Regions from separate parts of the Mus musculus genome. Here all the other regions are linked to region 2. The links are chromatin loops, found by intact Hi-C in ENCODE. Cell type or tissue: left cerebral cortex. All regions are shown on one strand.

Region 1 (8,000 bases), 900 kb after region 2:
TCCAGGACAGCCAGGGATACACAGAGAAACCCTGTCTCAAAAACAACAACAACAACAACAACAAAGAATCAGTAAATTCAGCCACAAAAAATTCCATGACTTCTGGACCAGGGTGTCCAGAGTTTAAAGACAGAAAACCTTATACAAAGCTGAAACTATAAGCAGTCTATGGACATAAATATAAATTATGTCATTCTTCAACCTGAAGTTAATGGGTCAAAGGCAACGAGGTAAGGAATCAGTACCCAAGTTCCCTCTGATCTTAGAGGTTAGATGTCACCACCCTTTGTTTCTAAATTAAGTGTGTCTTCAACATGTCCTTATAACTCATTTTTTATTTCATTTGTTTTAAGATATATACTTAGTGTATATGTGTATGTATGTGTGTGTAGTGTGTGTGTTTGTGGGTTCCTGCTAAGACCAGAAAAGGGTATTGGAACCCTTGGAGAAAGAATTCTAGGCAAATTCTGAGGAACCTGATATGAATACTGGAACCATAACTTGGGTCCTCTGCAAAAATAACAAGGACTCAACCTCTGTGCTTTATAGAAACTCTTTTTAAAGCTGAACTCTCAGAAAACATCTCAATTATGATAAAACATTACAATTACTTTCTTTTAAAAGATCTTTATATATGATGTGCATATATCCATGGGAGCTGTTGCACATGAGATTGCAAATGCCTGTGGAGTCCAGAACACACATGCCATCATATGCTCTGGAGATGGAGGCACAGGCAACTGTGAGCTAGCTGCCTGACATGGGTGCTGGTAACCAAAGGGACCCTCCACAAGAGCAGTAAGTGTTTTTATGCTTTTACCTGCATCTCTGCCATGAATCTGAGAGCAAGTAGAGAGGTATAAGAAGGAGCTAGAGGGGAGTAGAAGGAAGAGAAATGATACAATCACTATGCATTTGTGTATAAAAATCTAAGAAAATTATAAACATTTATATGTTTGTGAAAATATCAAAAGAGGAACACATTTTCCTTTTACTTTTTAAAATTAATTTATATTTTACACTCCATATTCTATCCCCCCATCCACCCTCCAACTGTACCACATCCCAAACCTTCTCCCCACCCCCCTCACCCCACCTGAACCTCTAAACTACCTGGGGCCTCCAGTCTCTTAAGGGTTAGGTGCATCAACTCTGAGTGAACACAGACCTGGAAGTCCTCTACTGTATGTGTGTCGGGGCTTCATATCAGCTGGTTTATGCTGTCTGTTTGGTGGTCCAGTGTTTGAGAGATCTCAGGGGTAAGGGTTAATTGAGCCTGATGGTCCTCCTACAGACTTGCCCTTCTCCTAGCTTCTTTCAGCCTTCCCTAATTCAACAACAGGGGTCAGCTGCTTCTGTCCATTGGTTGGGTGCAAATATCTGCATCTGACTCTTTCAGTTGCTTGTTGGGTCTTTCAGAAGGCAGTCATACTAGGTCCCTTTTGTGAGTGTTCCATAGCCTCAGTTGTAGTGTCAGGCCTTGGGACCTTCCCTTGAGCTGGATCCCACTTTGGGCCTGTTGTTGGATCTTCTTTTCCTCAGGGTCCTCTCCATTTCCATCCCTGTAATTCTTTCAGACAAGAAGTCAGACATGTGACTATGTAATGGCAACCCCATCCCTCACTTGATGTCTTGTCTTCCTGCTGGAGGTGGGCTATATAAGTTCTCTCTTCCTACTGTCATGCATTTCATCTAAGGTCTCTCTCTTTGAGTCCTGAGAGTCTCTCACCTCCCAGGTCCCTGGTGCATTCTGGAGGGTCCCCCAACCTCCTATTTCCTGAGGTTGTCTTTTTCCATTCTTTCTACTTGCTGATGCTCAGGGATTCAGTCCTTTTTCCTCACCCAATACCAGATCATGTTCTCCTCTCCCCCCATACTTCCCCCCCCCCAAACCTGTCCACTTTGCTTCCCAGGTCCCTCCCTCCCTCCCCACTTGTGATTGCTTTCTTTTCTCTCCCAAGTGGAACTGAGGCATCCTCACCTGGGCATTTCAGCTTGTTGAACTTTTTGAGTTCTGTGGACTGTATCTTGGGTATTAGGTACTTTTTTTTTTTCTAATATGCACTTATTAGCGAGTACATGCCATGTACATCCTTCTGGTCTGAGTTACCTCACTCAGGATGGTATTCTTCTAGTTCCATCTATTTGCCTGCATTATTTGTCCTCATTCTTAATAGCTGAGTAGTTTCTGTCATGTAAATGAACCACATTTTTCTGTATCCATTCTTCTGTCGTGGGACATCTAAGTTGTTTCCAACTTCTGGTTATCACAAATAAGGCTGCTATGAACATGTGCCCCTGTAGCATGCTGGGGCATCTTTTGGGTATATTCCCAAGAGTGTTATTGTTGGGTCTTCAGGTAGATATATTTCCAATTTTCTGAGGAACCTCCAGATTGATTTCCAGAGTGGTTGTACCAGTTTGCAATCCCACCAGCAATGGAGGAAAAAGGAGGAACACATTTTCTTACATGTGAAAAATCATATTAAGGTCAACATTCAACATTAGAATTTTTATCAAATGGATTTTTATTAGACTGTGACCACCTTGACTTCTTTGCATATCATCTGTATCTGGTTCTGCACAAGTGGTCAAATGCATGACTGCACATGAAGAACAGCATAGACCAAAATAAAGTGAATAAAACTTGCTGCAAGTCAACTTAATATCAGACTCAGCAAATACATTTTCAACCCTTTTATAGAAAATATTTTCACCATTGTAATAATGAATAGCAAAGTGAATTATTTTAAGATATAAAGTTCTCAAAAGACCCATATGCAATGATGCTATTCCACAAACAGTAAGCATGTTGGCCTGATTCACTATAGTATCCTATATCACAATGGTCACACATCAGGTGCTTAATTTCTTTCAGCATCTACAAATAAACACACAAAACACTGAGTACCAAATTGTAACAACTTTAAAAACAATGAACTATTTTCAGTGACTGATATATTTATTCATTTTATAAATACTTATATTTGAGCCTCACTATTATAGCCCAGGTAAGTTACTGAAAATTATGCCTGCTGTGCAGGGCTCAGAGAACTCACTTTATCTGTTGTTGGTTCAGAACCAGTAAAGATTGTTAGATGTTGGAATGATGAGATCTGGCATAGGAAAGAACTTAGCTGTTGAGCAGCAGAGATATTCAGGAAGAATAAGGGGAGTGTTGCTTAGAAAAGGAACCAGAGTGTTCAAGGTGAATTGTCAAATGCAAAAGTGTAAGATCTATAATTCCATTATATTGAAAAGATCCATTTGTGGAAAAGGTCTTTAAAGATTCAGGCAAAGCCAAGTTCAGCAAATATGAAGGTCAGGCTGCAGTGGACTAAAAAGTGAATTAAAACAGATGATAGATTACTATTAGAGATGTGGAAAAACAGAGGAGAGAGATTAGGCAGTTGCTTAATGAAGAGGCAAAGTTATTTTTTCTTTCATTTTAAGTTGGGGAAGTTGGTTGAGAAATGCTCAAATATATTTTAAAGATTGAGGGAAATGAACCTGCAGATGTGTGAGGGAGTAAGGGGAGATTTACTGGTTGAAAAGCTAAGCAAGTTTTGGCAAAAGTGAGAGAAGATGGCACCATAAGGACAAGCAGAGTTCAGTTACAACTAATCATGAAGAAATAACTTGGATGGCAAGTGAAGACTAGCACAGAGAGCTGAAGGCAGGGGGAGCTCAGCCAGTAGGGTCCAGTCAGCATCCTGTTTCTCTAGAGTAAGAGGGCAGGGCCATGGACCAGAATTGAATGAACAGGAGTGAAATGGAGCTGAAAAGATGGGTTGTTTATAAGTACAAATATCCCAAATGAAGAACCAGACAACTCCTTCCTCTGCCTCTGGTCACTATCGTCTAAGCATCATGGAATGTCTAGGTGAATCATTATAATCTGCACAGTGATCATCTCAGAATGACCAACCTCAAACATCTGTTCCCACTATATTGGGAGTATGATCGTGATGCTGTTTTGTTTTGTCATTTTCTTATGTTTTTGCTACTATCTTTCTTTTATATGTTGTTCTCAACATTATGTAACTTGGGGGAGGTTTTCTTACATTTTTCATGCACCTACTCAGCTGACAGCTTCAATTGCTGCCTAATTCCCCCTGGACTTTGTGTTTGAGATTATCATCCTGTCACGAGCACCTTTCTCTGGCTAGGTCCACCTCCACCCCCACCTCTTTTTCAGTTTTATGGGAAGATTGATTTTAAGGGTTTTATAGATTTTATCATTGAAAACATCTTTCATTTTTAACACTCTATTGCCCTCTAGAGTAGATGAAGGTGTACAGCAGCAAATTCTGGTAAACTGCAGGATAGTTTGTGTGGAAAGGCTTTTTCTGAAACTGCAGCTATCCTCATTAAGAAAACATCCATTGAAAAGAGTGTGATTTTATTGAATGCATAATTGAAATAAATAATTCAATTTCCATAATAGACACATGGGAAACTGAAGAGTCTGTGCTCACAGACTTCCCTATAACAGAAAACTTCTCAAATAAATTGGGCTCAGAAATAAATGTCTATTACTTTCTGTTTCAAATTTACATAATTATCTTTCCCCAAAGAATGGAAATATCTTAAATAAAAAATATGTTTTCTAGTTTTCCAAACATATGCAGAAAAGGAAGAAAATTGAGATTAAGAAGGTCAAGTGTCATTAATATTATAGCAGAAGATGAAGTAACCAGAGCTCATTTCTTGAGGCATCCCTTCCTCTTTAATATGCCTGCATTTTACAGGTGACATCTCAGAGATTCCATATGCAGATCTTTGACATTTAGCTTAGGGTCTTCTTTGCTTAATGCTGTGTTTCTTGACCTGATAAAAGACACACGGTAGCTAAGTGACAATGGGAAGTGGTTCCTGTTGCAATCAAAGCAAGCAGCAAACACACAGCTATGTGTTTTGTGAAAACAACACTTAAGCATTGAGCTGGACACTTCTCCACAGCTTCTGAACTCAGTTATCTGGCAAACGCCAGTTTCCAAGAGTAGTACAGAGCCTCTTAAATAAAAATAAACCAGGGAATTTCAAGTCCCATTTAGCTAAAAAGAGTAAGATCTTACTATCCAAGTATGATTCTATGGCGGCCATTCTCATTCATATAACCACACTCATTCACAGTAAGCTCAAACAGGTATTGGATTTTTTAATATAAACACAAAAGCCATTTTCTCTTGCCTTAAGCTTTGTCCTTCACTTCAGAAGTTGCCAGTTTAGTTTTAGAAACAGAGAAAAATACCTAAAAAGAGGGGAAATATATTTACCCAGAAGAGAAACGGCACTGAGCTTTGTGATGTAAAGATCTTTGCTGACATAACCTGGAAAAATGAGGGAATTTAGAAATTTTCTCATGGGGAAATTTAGAAAAAAAAATGTATTAAAAGGGATTCAACACTAAACTGAGGTGTTTGTGCAGTGGGGAACACAACAAATCAATAGAATCTGGTTTTAGGTTGTTTTGTTTTGATTTTGTTTTTCCTATGTCTAGGGAAAAACAAATTGTTTCATTCTTATTCTTTGTACTTGTGTGTTTTCACCCAGAAGAAAGAGATGTCCTGGTATAGGCTGAGACTAAAGGTAGAAAAATACAAAAGGAATAAGAAGATACAGAAATGATTCATGGAAAGAAAGGCTACATACATACGCTTGAAATTAGGCTTTGTATGAAATAAATCAAAGTAAGGTTTAAGGTATGAAATAAGCTTCATAAGGCAGAAATTTGTAATCTACATTTAATTATTAACAGAAAAAAAAAAGCCTCTGGCAAATGTAGTGTGTACCTTCTACTACGGTGCTTTAAGCTCCAGGCCACCACCATGGTTCCCTTGGATCCCCCGATAAAAGACACACACACACACACACACACACACACACACACACACACACAGTGCTCATTTTGAACTTGCCTTATGGCTCGGCTGCTGGGCTCTTCTAAGCCTCCTCCAACTAGTGTGGTTCAGTGGCTTGGCTTTTCTAAGCCTCCCACACCTATCGTGGCTTTTCCTTTACTCCCTGCTCAACAGCCTACATCTGCCCTTAGCTTAGTTGCCCAGTTACCTTCTCTTGGCTCAACATTAGACATCTACCCTCAGCTTAGCTCTGTTTCTAATCTCCAGCTTAGGGAAGCAGTAAATAGTCACATGGCTGGTGACTCTCCATCCCTCCAAACCCTTTCCTCCTCCTGTGTCTCTTAGCCTGCCTGAGGGATCTTAAGCCCTGCCTCTTCTGCCCAGCCATTCACCATTAGCATCTATATTGATTAATCAAGAACTAATTGGGGGAATAGGACCTTCATTGTTCACACACAGATTCCCAATTAAAGCATTAGAACCTACCCCGTACAAGCAAGCCTAAGTGACTGCACTCATAGTGCTGAAACAAAATAGCAGCATCTGGGAAGTTTACAAATAGCAAAAGGTAATTTATTACCACTTTAGAGACTGAAAATCTGAAGATCTAATTCCTCATTCACAGGATAGCAAAGTGAGTTTGAAGGGACAGAAGAGAAGAAAGAAGGCCAATTCTACAAACGCATTCTATAATTTGACACTTCGTGGGCATATATGATTAAATGCATATTCATTTCGGGTATGATACCAACAGAGATTTAAGAAACTATTACATACACCCAAGGGGCAAATATAAGAAATTTACCAGGATTACTGACTAGAGCATAGAAAGATATTCTATCTATCTTACCATATTGTAGGTGGCTTAAAAAAGCTATATCACTGGAAAAATCTACTTCAGTATGAGACATGATTCTCGAAAGTTGTTTACCTTGAGCTCCTGCCCCACTTACAGGCAGCTCTACTAAAAGTCCCCTCTTTCCTAGCAGTTATTACTGGTGGAAAACCTTTAGATGGACCCAAAAATCATGTAACTTTCTGAACTTCCTGAGTATTGTAAATTTCATGATTCTCCCTCCTGCCTCCAGGATAGAATGTCCTAGTTTAAAGAAAATGGCACAGCTAATGAGACCAGCCCTCTCAAAAAGACAAAGTCTAATTACCAAAACATTTCTCAAGAGGCTGACCTCCAAATCTGCTGTATTGGGGATTAAGTTTTCCCATACATGAATTGGAGGAGACACATTAAGATTATAGTGCAACCATCTTGGAAGAGGCTATTTTACACACACACATACAAAAATGACCCCCAAACCAGGGCCTGGAGTGATGGTCCCAGTGACTAAAAGCATTTGCTGCTTTTGCAGTGGACCCAAGTTTGATTCTCAGCATCTACAATGAGTGGCTCACAATGACATATAACCCTAGGTTCAGGGGAGCAAAGGTACTCTTCAAGACTCCATGGGCACATATGCATATACCGATACTCACACACACACATACACCAAATTAAAATTAAATGAATCTTTTTAATGGGATGGAGAGATAGCTCAGTTGTTAAGAATACATACTTCTCTTAAAGAGCGTGCAATTTCAGCTCTCAGACCTCATCCAATGACTCACAACCTGCAGCTCCAGTTCCAAGGGAGAAAATGCCCTTTTCTGGCCTCTACAGATATCAGATAAGCATGTGGTGTACATATAGGCAAAATGCAGTCAAAAATTCATACCCATGCACTAAAAAGTAAATAAATCCTAAAAGCAAAACTATATTAAAAATATAAAATTAAAAAAGTCACAAACCTATTTTTTGTAATATGCCTATGATTGGTGTTCCGTTTTGTGCCATGCAGTTGGAGAGAATCTAGTATAATGCTATAGGAACATCATGTGTAGGTATAAAAAAGCTACCGCTTTGTCCATTTTATGGCTTATAGTACATTTTCATGCAATTTTTTGTGCATTTAGTTTTCAAAATTACCATATAAGGTCAGTATTACAATATTTATTTCAAGGATGTAGAAACACAAGCTTAGTGGGGTTAAATAACCTCCCCAAAGTAATTATAGCAGAATCAGGACTCAGAGTAGAACTTCAGCATTTGTTTCTATGGTGTTTCCAGTAGTAGAACAATAA
Region 2 (8,000 bases):
TGAACACTTACCTGCAAGTTTAGTTACTTATCAACCCCAGTCATTTCATTACTGTTTATATAATGAGGCCCTTGATGGGCTAGCAAGATTCTGGCATGTGGGTCCCCTCCCCCCATGTTTTTCTGTGCTTGCTCAAGGGAGGAAGGCCTTGAGTCATTTCAGGACAGAGGCTCCTTGAGCAGACATTGTTCCACTGTGGGAAATTAAGGGAACTTGGCAAGCATGGTTGGTTTTCTTCTTGACTCGTTAGGCCTGAGGGAAACACAGGTATCAGTGGCATACGGCATTCTGCTAGTCATCTCTAAAAATCTCTACAGAGAATTTTTACTTGTTATTTAACTGATCTTTGGTCAAACTTGTAAGATTGAAACAAATTTACTCAACTTTGGGAACTGGTTAACTTCTTACTGTTTAAATACATAAAGTTTTTTCCTTCATTTCCTTTGTAATGTGGGTGAGAGGTTTTATTTTATTTTAGTTCTTGCCCTGGAGCTTCCTTTCAACATTAGTGGGAATAGAGAATCTTAAATTTCTAGAATATTCTGAGCAAAGGCACTCTACTGCCGAAAGGACATTTTCATATGCCACACTACACTGTTTTTGTACATCTTGGCCCAGGGAAGTTCTTAATCACTCTGCTGTCAAGGAGCATATGGTTTGGATCTAGGCTCCACCCCTCATTAGCAGGTTTTCATGAATGAGATGGTAACCAAAGACCACTGCATAAGTCATGATGCAATGTGTCTGGCAGAGCTGAAGGTGTCCTAAAGAGATACCCATGTCTCTCTATGACTATCAAACCACTGGAACAGGAACCCTAAGAAATGGGAATTTCCCCACAGTAGGAGAACAAAACATGCCAGCCGGACTGGAAACTTAGCTCTCTGAAAGAATGAAACCCTTGCAACTAGGCTGAAACCACACCTTGACAAGACATAGGACAGCCTGTCCATAGCCATTTGTTTATCTCATTTCAGGATGATGAGGGAGAGTTTCACTGGATCTCTTCATCCCTCTTTCGCAAGTGGCCAGTTTAAATATACCTCTCTTTCTCTTTGCTTTTATTATCAATGTTATTGTTATTAATTTTTTGGCTCTTTTAATTGGTTATTGAAGGTGGACAGTTGAACTAGATTTGTTAGTGTATAGGCTGTGATCTTAAAGGCTAGTAATGGTGACTTCTGAGAAACTTCAGAAGTCATCTTCGTATGCAAACTGTCCATCTTCTTTGGAGTAAGTCAAACCCTAGATATCCGACTCACAAATCCTTGCTTTTCCTATGACACACAGCTGGGAAAGCATCTCCCATCATCCTCAGTAAAGCGATGAACATGCTAGATTCACTTTTGTGTTTCCTATTATATCCTATTATTATTGACATCACTTTTATTTTTAAAACTTTTACATTTATTTGTGTGTGTATGTGTGTGTGTGTGTGTAAACATACCATGGTGCACATGTAAGGTCAGAGTACAGCTTATGGAAGTTGGTTCTCTCCTTTTACTATGTAAGTTCCTGGAATTGAACTTAGTCATAAGGTTTGGCTTCAAGTACTCTTATTTACTGAACCATCTCAGTTGCTTTTATTATTTCTTCTTATTCTCCTCCTCTTCTTCACTCTCTTTAGCTTCTCTTCAACTACTGAGTAAGTTATGAGACTTTTATTTTTAATTTTTTTTGAGATAGCATCTTGTCATCCAGGTTGGCCTCAAGTTTTCTGCTTAGCCAATGGTGGCTTTGGATTTCTGTACCTCTCAAATGCTGGGATCACATGAGCATGACCATGTTCAGCTTTCTGAACTTGTAAAATACACTTCTGGTCATAGAAGCTGGAATAGACGTTGACATCTATAACTGTGTTCTTTCCTCCCTCCCTCTTTCTCTCCCTCTCAACTTCCTCCTTCTTTCCATTAAAAAAAACAAAAAGAAAAAAAAAACCTATTCCTTTTCTTTCTAAAAGCACTAAACAGTCCTGCCTATGTCTTCTTATTTGTGTACAGGTTCAAAGTTCCTCTGAAGGGCAGTTGTGCTCTATATTAAATACTTAAAGCCGGGAGAATTGGTTGTGGCTGACTGTTACAGAGAAGCAGTCTATCTTGGAGGGGAAGGCATTGCTCCTAAGCAGCTTAGTCCATGGGGCAGGTCAGCAAGCAGCAGTGGGGTGAGTGATGCCCCCGCCCAGCTGGCTTATTCCTTTTGCTCTTTTTATTCATTCCACAATTTAACCCCCTGGGATGACATTCAGCATGGGACTCCCTCTTCAATTAATTATCTCTGGAAACACCTTACAGCTGCACTCACAAGAGTGCCATCCAGGTGACTCTAAGGCCAGTCAAGTTGAAAATGAGGACTAACTCTCAGTAGTAGGCTTTGTGGTTCATATGGAATGTAAGTAGCTCAACTGGCTCACTTCTAGAAAGCCATATTTCACTTTAGGACTGGCCAAAGTAAATGGTGTATTCTGTATTCCCAGCATACTTTCAGCATATGTTTAAAAGACAAGTGTTGTAGCACCTCCACATCTCAGTGTGCCTGAGTTCAAAGGCAAGGAAGTATTAGAACAAAGTCCTTTTCGATGGTGGAAATTTCAACATAGTAAGAAATGGTAGGAGTGTGGTCTATGTGTGAGTGTCTCTCATCTAGCCTTATCATGTCACACCTCTTTATTTATGCACTTATTTATTAATTTGGTTATTTTGAACAATCACAGTGCAAGACATTATTTAGACACTGAGAAAAACACACAGATAGCTCAGTGCCCATCTAATTTCTGTTTCAGCAGACTGCTTTTCTTGGGACTCAGACGATACAAGGAGAGATTCTCAGCCTAGCCTCCCTCTTGGGAGGTTCCTTTGCACTAAGAAGTCCATCTGGGGAGCAGGATAAAACTTTAAGAGAAATAGGTATCATTCATGTTTATCCATAGTTACATCTTCGCCTATGTGGCTAAAGGATGGTCCAACCTATCTGTGCAGCCCATATAGAGTATTGCCTGTGTACAGGCAAACTTGCTAGGCATCCCTGAGTCAGGAAGATGGTGTGCTTATCAGGCTTTATCTCCATGCTTCCACACTGCCTGGGACTCCAAGGGTAATGGGATCTACAGAAGACTTGGTGCTCATTCCTGACCCACACGTTTCTGCTCCACCTTCACTATGCTTCTAAGTTGTTCTCAAGGCAAAATATCCTTCTGAGTTATTGCAATGATTTTATCCGAAGGACAGAGTTCATTTCATCTGTACTCTGGGTCCTAAAACTAGCAAAGTGCCTTGTGCCTTCCTTTGTGGAATAAATTAATAACGCAGAGGTATACGGAGGGGGTGCAGAGTGATGCTAAAATGAATCCCCTTCATTTTATAACTCTGTCCTTCTGTTCTCAGCCATAAATAAACTTGGACCTTGGAAGATACAGAGATATAGCAAAGATGGATGAGTAACAAGGGAAATACTCCCTCTAACTCAGATTCTGTGTTAGCTTCTGTTAGCTTCTCACGAAGCAATGAACTAAGTACTGCTTGGTGCTCTTCAGCCGTGTCTGACAAGGTGAGACAAACAAGGTGCTGGGAAGATCACTCTTTTGGTAAAATGCTTGCCTAACAAGTGTGGGGGCCTAGTTTTATCCTTAGAACCCACATTTTAAAAGGCAGATATGGTAGCACAGCCTTGTAATTCAATTGCTGGGGAGGAGGACACAGGTTGCTGGAGCTTTTTCTACAACCAGACTAGGTTTTCGGCAACCTCCAGGTTCAGTGAAAGATTCTAGCTCAAAAATAGAGTAGATGACTCCTCAGGAATGATACCTGAGGTTGACCTATATGTTTCACATGCATGTGCACACATGTGAATAAACAACTGCACAGCATAGCCAGAAAGTTGTGTATAAAAATATAGTATAGGAATAGAAAGCCTTTCAAGGTCCCAAGGAGGGAAGTTTGATTAATTACACACACATATACTTTGAGAGTCAAAATAATTAAAATTATTATTGTTGTTGTTGTGTGAGTATATGATGTATGTATGACAGATGGAGTGAGGAGACTGTTCATGTGACAGAATGCATTCAAAGGTCAAAGAGAAACTTGGTAGAGCTAATCACTCTTTTTTTTTTTTCATTTTGTGGCTTCTAGGGATTGAACTCATGTCAACCCGGTTGTACCCTTTTGTTGCATCTTTGTGCTGGCCTGTTTTTGAGTGAACACTAATTTTCTTATGGGAATGGGTGTCCATGAAGTTCAGGATGTGTGGTGTTTGGCAGAGGCACATGTGCTATAGGCTTGAGCATCACTGAGCTGTTAGCTGGGAGACAATGCAGGGGACCAGGGGAGAGATAAGGCTCTTTTTTCTGTTACCCATCTCTGAGGCTGGTACTTTTCATGTGCCTGGCTGACTCATTAAATAAAGAGCCCTGAGAGAACAAAAGCTTGTGCCCTGAGTTCTGTTATGTCTTTCTTTCTCCATTTTGTTTGCAACCTTAAAAGAATTTATTTTGTTTCATCATTTAGAAATTTGTACTTTGTGTTGTTTCTTTTGTATATTTTCATTTTGATTCCAACTGGTTAATTCTGACCTCTCCTCTGCATTATGTCCACCAGTTTCCAGCTTGCATAGATGATATGCTTTCTCTTGTTTATACAACCTCCCCCTATTTATTTATTTATTGTGTGTGCATGGTGTATGCATATTTGTGTGTGTGTGTGTAGGGGGGGACAAGGGGTGTGTGTATGCGCACGCCAGAAGACAAGTTTTGGAAGTCAGTTCTCTGCTTACACATGTAGGTTTCAGGGAACAAACTCAGGCCATAAGGCTAGTCATATTGCCCATCCCAAATTTCCACACATATCACATACCAGTTCACTGCTTATAGTTTCTTGCTTTATAATTGTTCCTGGTTCAAGTTACACCAGATCAGAGAAATATGACTACAACACACTTCATTAAGCTATAAACATGACAGGGGTCATTCTCTGTGAGAACATCAGGGTCAGACACAGGGGGAGAATCATATGTGTCTTAGAGACAGATAAAAGATATTTTGGAATCTGCCTCTCTATTCCATAGAGGTCAGTGTCATAACTGGGAAAGGGGAGTCCCTTCCATTGCAATCTAATTTGGTCAAAACTTGGCAGGTGAATTCTCAGGAAAACAGACTAACTGCTGCTCTCTAGAGTCACGATGACCACAAAAAAGCTGCTCATTTGTCCCTGGAGTTCATTTGGAGGAGAGAGGATGGGCTGAAACCCAATTTCATGGAAAGGCAGGATTCTGTCTACTTCCACACTGATCTTGTGCATCACCTTCTGCTCATTTTTTTTTCCCAGGGTCAATGTTCAAAGTGACATTTGGGAGACAGGCCTGACTTCTTCCTCGCTCTCAACAAATGTGGACTCTTTTGCTCACGGGCCCGTAGCAAATGCTGGCATGGCTTTTAGCAAATGCGGGCCAAATTTCAGTCTCATTATAAAATATAAAGTCAGAGTTGGCTTTCGGTTCTGCACTCACATTTCACACAAAACTAATTTGCAGTGCTTCCAGATGGGTTCAGAGTCGATGGCACGCTGCCTGCTACTCTAAAATTCATGAGGCGGAGAGCACGGGGATGGGAGAGGCAATAGAGTTTGTACCCTGTGTGGGAAAATGTGGAGGGTTTAGGATCTAGGGAAAGAAAGAGTCAGATTTTTAAAAATGACACCAGAGACAGCTTCAGTATGACTAAGGCAAAATGGCGGAGACCCAGCATGTTGTTGACTGATCAGCAGTGAGCATGACGTATGTTCTGCCCACGATGTAAGGGGTAGAAATTATTCTATTCTTTTTAATTAGGATAATTATTCTTAAACCCCTGGGCTTTGGAAATCACATCTTTGTTATAAATCAGGTGTGCATGTGTGTGAGTTCATTAACCAAATGATACTTTGTTGGCAAAGACTCAAATTACCTTCCAGGTCCTGGGGAGATGGCTCAAGTGGTAGAGTGCTTATACTATAAGCAGAAAATCAAACCAAACCAAACCAAACCAACCAACCAACCAACCAACAACAACAATAACAAAAACAACAAAAAATCAAACTCTGAGTTTGATATCCAGAACCTACAGAAAAAAAAAATGCTGGGTATTATGGCACCCCAGTGCTCAGGATATAAAATGCACATTCAGAGGCAAGAGCAAGTGAATCCACCAGCCAGCCTAGCTGCAGCCTGTGGGACCCTGTCAAAGCAAATGTCAGTGGTACTTGACGAATAATACCCTGCGCTGTCCTCCGGCCTCTGCATGCAAGTGTGCACATATGAACACCACACCCACAGACATACAAATACACACAAGCCACCCTCCCATTAGAGATACCCAACTTTTTATGTCTCCAGTTGATGAATGGGAATGTGCTAGACAGCGTGCATGCTGGTTTCATGACACGAATCCTCTAGGGACAAGGGAGGAATGTCATCAAACACAACTTCATTCATGATGCTCAAACATTGGATTCTCCTGGCTCTGTCTGACAGAAGAAAGAGCCATCTTCCATTGCATATAGTGGGGAGTCAGATCTCTTACAACAAGTAAGCAACCCCAGAATGTGGGAGGTAGTCCAGAATGAGACTGGAGACATGGCTGAATTGGAGGAAGCTGCCTCTCTCCCGCCAATGTCCATTGTGCTTAGAGATACAGTCATGTTCCTTGAGTGCTGTACAAGCCTTGCCTACTATTAACTGCCTTGCATAACTAGATAAATGGTCAGGTTACTTCTCACTTGTAACCTGTGGCACTAAAGCTCTGCAAATGCCCACAAAAACATGTCTGTTTTACATATGAGTTCCAAACTTTGGAAAATAGTTAAAGCTGAATTTAAAGCATCAACTTTTAATTCTTAATTACATTTAACTGTATAAATAAATGAGTTTTAAACACTATAATAAAGAAATAATTGTTATAAGTTAATTAAATGTTTTCTGGGTACTTGACAATTTTTTTGTCTTTTTAATTTGTGGGGATGGGGTTAGCAATAAAAAATAATGTTTCCTTATGCCTTTTTCTTATATTTTTTTGATACAAGATCTCTGAGTCTGGCTTTGACTTTCTCTATATAGTGAAGGATGATCTTAAACTCCTGATTTCTCCTACCTCCAACTCCTGAGTGCTAGGTTTATAGGTGTGCACCACAATGCTGAGATATATTATGACAATGTACACACACACACACACACACACACACACACACACACACACACACAAGCTAACTATAGGACATTTTTCTCAATTAGTAACCAGTGGGAGAGGCCCAGAACACTGTGGGTGGGGTCACCCATGGGATGGTGGTCCTGGATTCTATAAGAAAGCAGGCTGAGCATGCCAGGAGAAATGAGCCAGCCAGGATCATCTTTCCACAACTTCTGCATCAGCTGTTGCCTCCAGGTTCCGGATCTGCTCTACCTTCTGTCCTGACTTCCTTCAGTAGTGGACTATAATGTGGGAGCCAAATAAACCCTTTTCTCCCCAAATTGCTTTTGGTCATTAAGGTTTATTATAGCAATAGTAATAGCCCTAACTCAGACAATATAAATCAGTAATTTGTCATGTGCAGAATAGAACATAAGAATCAAGGCATGAATATCCGGGGATCCATCCCATAATCAGCTTCCAAACGCTGACACCATTGCATACACTAGCAAGATTTTATCTAAAGGACCCAGATGTAGCTATCTCTTGTGAGACTATGCCGGGGCCTAGCAAACACAGAAGTGGATGCTCACAGTCAGCTAATGGATGGGTCACAGGGCCCCCAATGGAGGAGCTAGATAAAGTACCCAAGGAGCTAAAGGGATCTGCAACCCTATAGGTGGAACAACAATATGAACTAACAAGTACCCTGGAGCTCTTGACTCTAGCTGCACATGTATCAAAAGATGGCCTAGTTGGCCATCACTGGAAAGAGAGGCCCATTGGACTTGCAAACTTTATATGCCCCAGTACAGGGGAACGCCAGGGCCAAAAAGTGGGAGTGGGT
Region 3 (8,000 bases), 630 kb before region 2:
AGCCTGATGCTAACAGGTGCACCTTTCTCTTCAGTGCGATGGTTTCCATGTGTATACATGTGTAATCACTTCAAGATAAATACAATCAGTCCATATCTCAACTCCTCCTCAGCAGAACTTTGTTAAAGTACAACTTATTTAAAACAGTTCAGTTCCTTCCCACTCTTCTTCTTCCTCCCCTAGCTAACTCCTTTCTAGCAAGTTCTTGTTTCCTTGTCTTTTGGTCCCCATCTGAACGAGTATCCTATCCCTTAGTCCAGCTCCCATAACACACACCTGCATACACGGGGCAAGGTCAAACAGACAAACAGGCTTAGTCTATTTCTCAGTAAGCTCTGGTTCAAAGTCTGAGAGAACACACTGAGAAATACCTCCAACGGTTGTCTTTCTTTCCACTGTGGCTAAGCATTCCCCCCACCCCCAACTCCTTTAACTTTATATCACTTCTAAGAAGGAGGAGGAAACATGTGGTGCTAGCCAGAGACGGAGGAAAACTCTAGCTGGGGAAGGACTAGAAGTCAGGCTGAAAGTGCAGAAGAGGTAAACAGCGCATTAGTGTGGAGACTCTAAACACTCTTAACACTGTCTGCAAACCACTTTACTTTCTTCGCCTAGTTGGGTTGCTTGGTCTCACTTCGGGCTCTTCGTACATAGCTGTTCATTCCTAAAACATGAAGATGATAACTACAGCCTCGTGGTCAGCTACAGGGTAAATGCTCAGAGCACAAGTCTCAAAGCAGCAAGTATTATCTGGCACTGCTAAAACTACTACCCTGACAGCCTTTCCTTCCATCAAGAAATTCCCTGAGAAGCCAGACACAATGATGCACACCTACACTCCCCGTACTCTGGAGGCTGAGGAAGAGGAAGGAGCAGTGATGTGGGTCGGAAGCTAGCCTACATAGCAAGAGGTTCCTCCTTGCCTTCTCAGACACTGTGGTTCCAGGCTGAAGGCAATGAAGGCACTGAGCTGCATGCCCAGGGTACTTCCTGTACATCACACAGGAAGAAACCCAAGAGACACGGAGAATACCCATCCTTTATTTCACAGACAAGAGAGGTCAGACCTAGACAAATCAATCTAAAATGCACAAGATGGCAGCAACATGTGAGCAGTAAGCAGTTTAATTTATTCCAAGGCATTTTTTTCTTGTCCTTGCAATAAATAAATAGCTATCAAAAGCCCTCATTTACATATAGTGAAAGTGTAGCTATAAAGGTGAAGTGACCTGAGAGCTTATCAAGTGGAGAAAGTACATTTATAGCCAGATCTTTCGACTCTACAGTGCTACCCTCGCTCCATCTTCCAACTTTACATCGCACTCTAATTACACAACCTGGTTGCTTTCTTAGGGTACATATCTTAAAAACAAAAACAAAAAGAAACCCTGCTGATCCTCTGAGGAGAAAGCTATGGAATGCCTCCCAAGAAACCAGCACCAAGAACACTGCCTGATCCTTGAGGCCCTGCGTGAATTCTGAAGAGCTCGCTCATCAGCTGATTTACCTGAATGGAAAGGAAACTGCTGCTTGGCTTCACCAGTATGCGCATCCCAAATGATGGTGGTCTGAGATTAAAAGGAGAAGAAAAGTTAAAGAGTGTCTGAACAGCAGAATGGACACCTGACTGTATCAAGGCGGAAGGATGCTGTGTAGTGAACTCCACAGGCAATGTTTTTATTCCTCACAGCAGCCCAGGAAAAAGGATCATGATGCAGCTTCACTTTTCTGTGGTGGTTTCTCGCCAACTTATTTCCTACAACAACTCTTGTTTGTCAACAAAGAGTCTGCATTGAATTAGACTATTTAATGGCTATCACTGCAATGGTGCAAGATTTTCCAGCTCAGGAGTTATAAGGAGGAAAGTGCTTGTTATAGTAAAATCACCACTAAAAGATTTCTTTTACTTGGACCTCCTATGAACCCCCCGCCCCCGCCCCCAAAGGCCGTTTACATTTTGATACCACTTAAAGCAGGTCGTGAAACTGCTTATGAAAGTGCCAAGTGCTGGCTTTTCCCGAATCCTTCATCTCCCTTTTAAAAGTGTTCACTGAAAATATGAGTCTCAGCCAGTTCCTGTCTCCTTCCCCAGCACTACCCAACTGATTAAGAGCCTGGGCGTTGCTGATGGAAACAGCCACGGCTGCCCCTGAGAAAGCCTGAGAAGCACCAAGAACTTCATTCCATGCTTCACGAGAGTCAAACCCCAGAAGAAAATGAGGAACGGTCATAGCAACACAGATACAATGAGCAGACTCAGGAAAACAAGTAGACAATATAAGACATTTCTAGTACTGTGACAAATTCATGCTTGAACGAACTCAAGTCTGCTTCAGTGATTAGCAGGAAAGAAAAAAATATTACTTTCAAATATATTCTTGATAGAGCTTGGCTGAATGTTCATTTACCTTATCTACGCCAGCACTTAGGATGAAATTTCCTTTCTTATTCCATTTTAATGCAAATATAGGACCTTTATGCTGCCCCAAGGTGCTGGCAAGATTACCTAAATTAAAAACAAACAAACACACACATTAAAATTACTTCAAACTTTTAAATTTAGAACATCAATAAAGTTAGAAAATGTCATACCATCTTTAGTCCATATTCTGGCAAATCCATCATATGACCCAGTTGCTAGAAGTGTACCTTCACTCTGGCAGAGAAACACATTTTGTTTATTACACAACTCAAAAGGCCATTTAATTACTACACACATGTTGCCTGTTTAAGTCCCAGGCACAAAAGACCCTGATCTATGTGTAAGTGCCAACAAAGGCTGGCAAACCCCCACCCCCTAATGAAGGCGGTGTTCTCGGACAGGCCAATCCCAGTGTGTGCACCGGCAGGAAGTGCTGTGGAGCAGGACTGCAGTCCCTATGCAGAACATTTTCACAGGTGACCATGAGTGAGGATGGGGCAAGTGTAGACCAGGAAGGACAACATAAAAATGATACCATGAGAATGCTTTTTATAAGAAGTAAAAAGCAAAGCCTACAATTCACTCCTAAATTCTGATTAGGATTTTAGGAATATGGGGCCAGATTGAAGCTAAAATTGGGATCTAATTTCAAGATTATATAATGCCAAGTCCTCAAATGTCTTCATTCACAGACCATTTATGCAAGAACAAAACACTCACATTCCAATCTAGAGACGTGACATCCTTGTTACTGGGCACGTCCTGCCCTCCTTCCCGTATGCAGTGTCTAAGCACGAGCTGCGTAGGGCCACTCGTGCTGTTCTCACTGAGGTTCCAGATTCTTGCCGTGGAGTCTCCAGACCTTCAGAGTCAAAAAATCGGCTTAAGTCTTCATATAAGCAAGCATTCCAGAACCCAAGCCATACATTTAACACCTGAATAAGAAGTAGACTACCAGATATAAACATTTCTAATATTTCTCTTTTAGAGCTCCTACCAAGTAATAATACTAACCTACTAAGGTAAAATGACCGGAAAGTGAAATCTATGTAGCAGTCCTTTTGTTGAGGTATTCTTAGATGCCATTGTCATGCTGCACGTGACATAATCCCAGGACACAGTGCATCAACAAGGCAAGGTTACAGAGTAAATCCTGTCTAAAACAACAAAATACTCAACAGCTAGAAAGCTCTTTGAAAAACCTACCCTGATGCCAGGAGATCACTAACAGGGTTCCAGGCACAGATGAAAACTTCAGATTCATGGCCCCGAAGCACAACCGCTTTATTGGAAGGGATTTCCACATCCCCATCTACTTCCATCATGTCAGTGTGATTATCTGCAGCATGAGAAGTAGCAGTTCTGTCAGAAGGTAAGCACATTTCTAGCAAGTATGGCTGTACTAGTTTTAAAAGTGTGAGTGTTTATGCCCAGAGAATGTGTATGTGGAAGTGGTAAAAAAAAGAAAGGGGGAAAAAGGGCTATACCTCAGCATGGCTGAATTAAACAGCCTGTAACAATACTATTCTGAGTTCTGCCAGTAGGGGTTGCTGATATCATTTCTATAGCATGAGTCATCTTTATTGCTCACCATCAGAGCCTTGCTGGATGTTTATAACAGGGACTACTAGAAATTTTACTTAGAAATCAACTGCAGATGCAATGTTCACTTAAGAGTAGAAAGGGGTTTCAGAAACATTTAGGAACAAACAAACATTCAGTGTATTTAGCTTTTTAGAATCTTAGGTAGAAAATATGAACTGTGTGATGCACTATACTGCCTGTTTTTGTGTGTCAACTTGACACAGCTGGAATTATCACTCAGAAAGGAGCTTCAGTTGAGGAAATGCCTCCATGAGATCCAACTGTAAGGCATTTTCTCAACTGGTGATCAAGGGGGGAAAGCCCACTGTGGGTGGTGCCATCCCTGGGCTGGTAGTCTTGGGTTCTATAAGAGAGCAGGCTGAGCAAGCCAGTAAAGAACATCCCTCCATGGCCTCTGCATCAGCTCCTGCTTCCTGATCTGCTTGAGTTCCAGTCCTGACTTCCTTGGTGATGAACAGCAGTATGGAAGTGTAAGCTGAATAAACTCTTTCCTCCCCAACTTGCTTCTTGGTCATGATGTTTGTGCAGGAATAGAAACCCTGACTAAGCGAAGCATGTTGGGGGGTAAAGACAAACACTGGCTATCAGTACAGCTCTAAGGATGGGGCAATGGAGAACAGTAGTGTGTGCTGAGCATCTCCAAGCATTCTCGGCTCACTTGCGATGGTATGTGCTCCATTCTCCTCCCCATTTGCTGTATTCTCTCCATTTTTTGCAGATCCTTGCTGGTTAGTGGCGGCAGCAGCGGCAGCGGCTGCGGCTGCATGCTGCTGTGCAAGCTTGTCTCTGTAGGCTTGTTGTCTTGTTTGGACTACATCGGGCATAACAGCATCTATCAGGGACAGAGACTCGATGGGTCGACCATCAAATAAGGTGCCATCCTGGGGTTGGAAAACCGGGAAAGAAAAATGAGATGTAGTCATGAGGTTAACAAACATTCCATTAACAAAATGAACAACTTCATTCTAAGGAAACCGTGAACGTGAGCAAGAAGGAGGAAGGGGGCAAGAATGACAAAGATGCAAACAGCCACCAACTGTCACTGAGGTCCTGCTGAACTCTGCACAAAGACAAACCAATACAAGAGGCCATTCACAAAAGCTTAAAGATAATAAAATGATAATGTATAACATCCAGGTAAGAAAAGCTGTTAGTAAAAAACACTGACCAATATGAATATGTCATACCACGGGATCCAGGCCTTGGAATAAAGGAAAGCACCTGTACTGACCGGGAGCAGATCTTGACCTTACTGGTTTTCTCTAAACATTACAGGATGATCATACACAGAAGTCATCTAGATGTGTGTGATACACAAACTTGACATTAGGAGTAAATGAAGGGACCCACAGATAATGCTAACTGTGGCAATGTGGTAACCCACCGCTGAGGATACCAAAAGGGAACTGGACTACTTTAAACAGCTAAAATCTTTTCATTTACTTTTACAAAAAAAAAGGGGGGGGGGGGGAGGGCATGTGTTTACCTCTACATATTCCGGCCATACACTAAACATTGTAGCTACAACAAAGTTCTACTCAGAAAGAACATGCAGTGTGTGCTTATGAATGCTTTAAAGGCTGTAAGGTCCTTGTTACAGCGCCTCATGTTCCCAGCAGCTACCCAGTGACAGTCCAGAACTAAATGAGCTCGGCTGTGCTACAAAGCTAATTTATAGAATCAGGGAGCAGGTAAGATGGCCTCAGGCACAAGTAGCATGCCAACACCAGAAATAAACACACTACTTCCACATGAACCTTGGACACGAAGCTCTGAGAATCAATGTTGGCATCAATTATAAATAAATTGGCTTCCAACATCAGGGTACATGAAACTAACAGTGTTTTTTTATGTCCTTGCCATCAGTTTGTTCTTAGTACTCTCCAGCCAAATTACTTATGTGTTAAACATGATTTCCTTTGCTTACATACATACACACACACACACACACACACACACACACACACACACACGCAGAGGAATAGTCTACAGAAATTATCCGCTGGTATGAAGACCAGTACAGTTATGAAGAATAATTTTAATCTGTCTGAACCCATGAAGTCAAGGTCAGATACTCAATAAACAACCACATTTAAGAATCAGAATCAGTGTTTGAAATGGAACTCATCTGCCTTACCTCATTTATGCTAACTTCTGCCTCTACATACTGCAGGCCTTTCTGGATGATAGAGATGAGTGCAGCGGGTGGAACCAGGGCACCATTTATGTTGGACTGACTTATATGGCTCTCTATACCAAAGGTAAACGCAGAATGAGAAAATCCTAAAAGCAAAGGAAACACTGTGAGAACTTATGTTGCTAGTAACATCACATTAAATTACAAACAGAAAAAACTTTGTTATCTTTTATAATTACATATCATCACTTGACGGTGTAAATGGACAACTAAGAAATGATTGAAAATAAAAATATTAAAAGAGAAACTTGCCAGCCTTTTACTTTCCCTTGCTCTCGGCTACTGTACATGTGGCTTCTAATGGGTTGCATGTCTTCAGGTTTTCTAACTGTACAACAGTAATACAACTTTCCTCAAGAAAATGCATCAAATGCCAAACCCTGAGAAGCTGTGAGCTACAACACACTTCACCTGCCTCATGAGACAAAAGCAAACCAAGATTCATGCGACACATCATAGTTCTGTGGCATATTGAAAAAAAAAAAAAAAAAGACTTAGGAAATAAATCCAAACTAGAAAACAACACAAACAAGACAAAATAACGCAGCCTGGGGCAGCCGATGTGAGTGGGCCAGCAGTGCCTGCCTACCATGCATTTAGATTCTGGGAGCAACACTGCCAAGCTGTGTGCAATGGTGCACACCCATACTGCCAGCACGCAGAAGTGAACAGGTGGGAAGATCGGACTTCAAGATTATCTTTGACTACGTAAGAGCAACCTGGGCTGTATGAAACTGTTTCCAAAGGAAATATACATCAAATTGTAACTGAATTCATACATTATTTTTATATATATTTAGTGACTAAAAAAATATTACTATTTTACGTAATAACTCATCTAAAGTTTTTGTTGTTGTTTCTCTAAGATAAGGTTTCTCTGTATAGCCCTGGCTATCCTGGATCTCACTCTTCAGAACAAACTCGCCTTAAACGCACAGAAATCTGTGCCTGCCTCTGACTGCTGAGTGCTAGGATCAAAGTTGTGTGCCTCTATCACCCGGCTCTAAATAAAGAACTACAAGATGAAAGTACAGTTCCTAGGCCTCCTTTAACAATTAGTTCCAGCACTCAGGGGACAAGCAGACTACCGACCATATTCCAGTGGAGGATTGGGCCACAAAATTAAGTAATTAAAAATTAAATAATTAAAGAAAAAATACTTAAAAACATGAGGGTACATAGCCAATCTCTTGATATTAGCCTCATTCATACTGTTACAAAAATCTGGTCCAGATAGCAAAGTGAAGTTCCAGTAATGGACAGGGTGGTCACTCTCTTTACTGAAATTCCATAACAGTTTACCAAGTTTTAAAAGACTGCATGATTCCAGATACCACTTGACTGGGAAAGGCTCAGGGGTGGCTAATGTATGCATGGTTGTGTTCTCAAAGCTTCTACTTCTGCCTTAATGGCCCACAGTGGGAGAAGGGAGAAAGACATTTCTCAGAAATCTTGCTTTTAACTTCATGATTTTACCCACAGACTAGCTTGTGATAAAGGATATTTAAGAGTTTTGTGTTTAACTAGAGATCACAAAGGTGGCTGAGGCAAATGTGGCATGAGATGGAAGACACCATCCTGAAACATTATCCTTCAGAAATTCCAAAGTCCTGAGTTTGGCAGGGCACACAGCAGAAAGGCAAGACCAAGCACTGGAAACACTAGGGAAAATGGCGGGAGGTGAGGAGATCAAGTTGGAGACATGGAGACAGGAGATTCCTGTGTAAGGAACAAAACACAGGCCCTCAGTAAGCTCTTCTCCCTGGAAAACCTTTG

What was found. A loop is a pair of places that touch in the nucleus more often than their neighbours do. Peaks named below come from ENCODE experiments on the same cell type or tissue, not always from the same donor. Only the 100,000 strongest peaks of a DNase experiment are listed, where the experiment ranks them.
Region 1: it touches region 2 in a loop (3-fold over the local background); 5 of 42 quality-filtered maps call a loop at or near these places.
Region 3: a loop joins it to region 2, with 2.0 times the contacts of the local background. A loop is called at or near these places in 2 of 42 quality-filtered maps.

Annotation. Positions count from the first base shown.
Region 1 is chr3:20,651,754-20,659,753 of GRCm38, reverse strand. No RefSeq gene overlaps it. Among named protein-coding and RNA genes, the nearest start is that of Gm31466, 150 kb to the right of the region's middle. In left cerebral cortex, a CTCF peak has its summit at 4,286; DNase peaks (open chromatin) are centred at 3,657 and 4,185; H3K27ac peaks cover 733 bases.
Region 2 is chr3:21,555,782-21,563,781 of GRCm38, reverse strand. No RefSeq gene overlaps it. Among named protein-coding and RNA genes, the nearest start is that of Gm31610, 70 kb to the right of the region's middle. In left cerebral cortex, no CTCF peak of the experiment used is centred here; DNase peaks (open chromatin) are centred at 183, 657, 3,356 and 5,545; H3K27ac peaks cover 885 bases.
Region 3 is chr3:22,186,676-22,194,675 of GRCm38, reverse strand. It overlaps Tbl1xr1 (transducin (beta)-like 1X-linked receptor 1), which reads right to left. Exons shown (of 16, transcript NM_030732.3): 4 at 6,165-6,310; 5 at 4,686-4,908; 6 at 3,629-3,761; 7 at 3,143-3,284; 8 at 2,593-2,656; 9 at 2,409-2,506; 10 at 1,508-1,568. Among named protein-coding and RNA genes, the nearest start is that of Tbl1xr1, 110 kb to the right of the region's middle. In left cerebral cortex, a CTCF peak has its summit at 3,969 (motif pointing right); DNase peaks (open chromatin) are centred at 3,145 and 3,970; H3K27ac peaks cover 300 bases.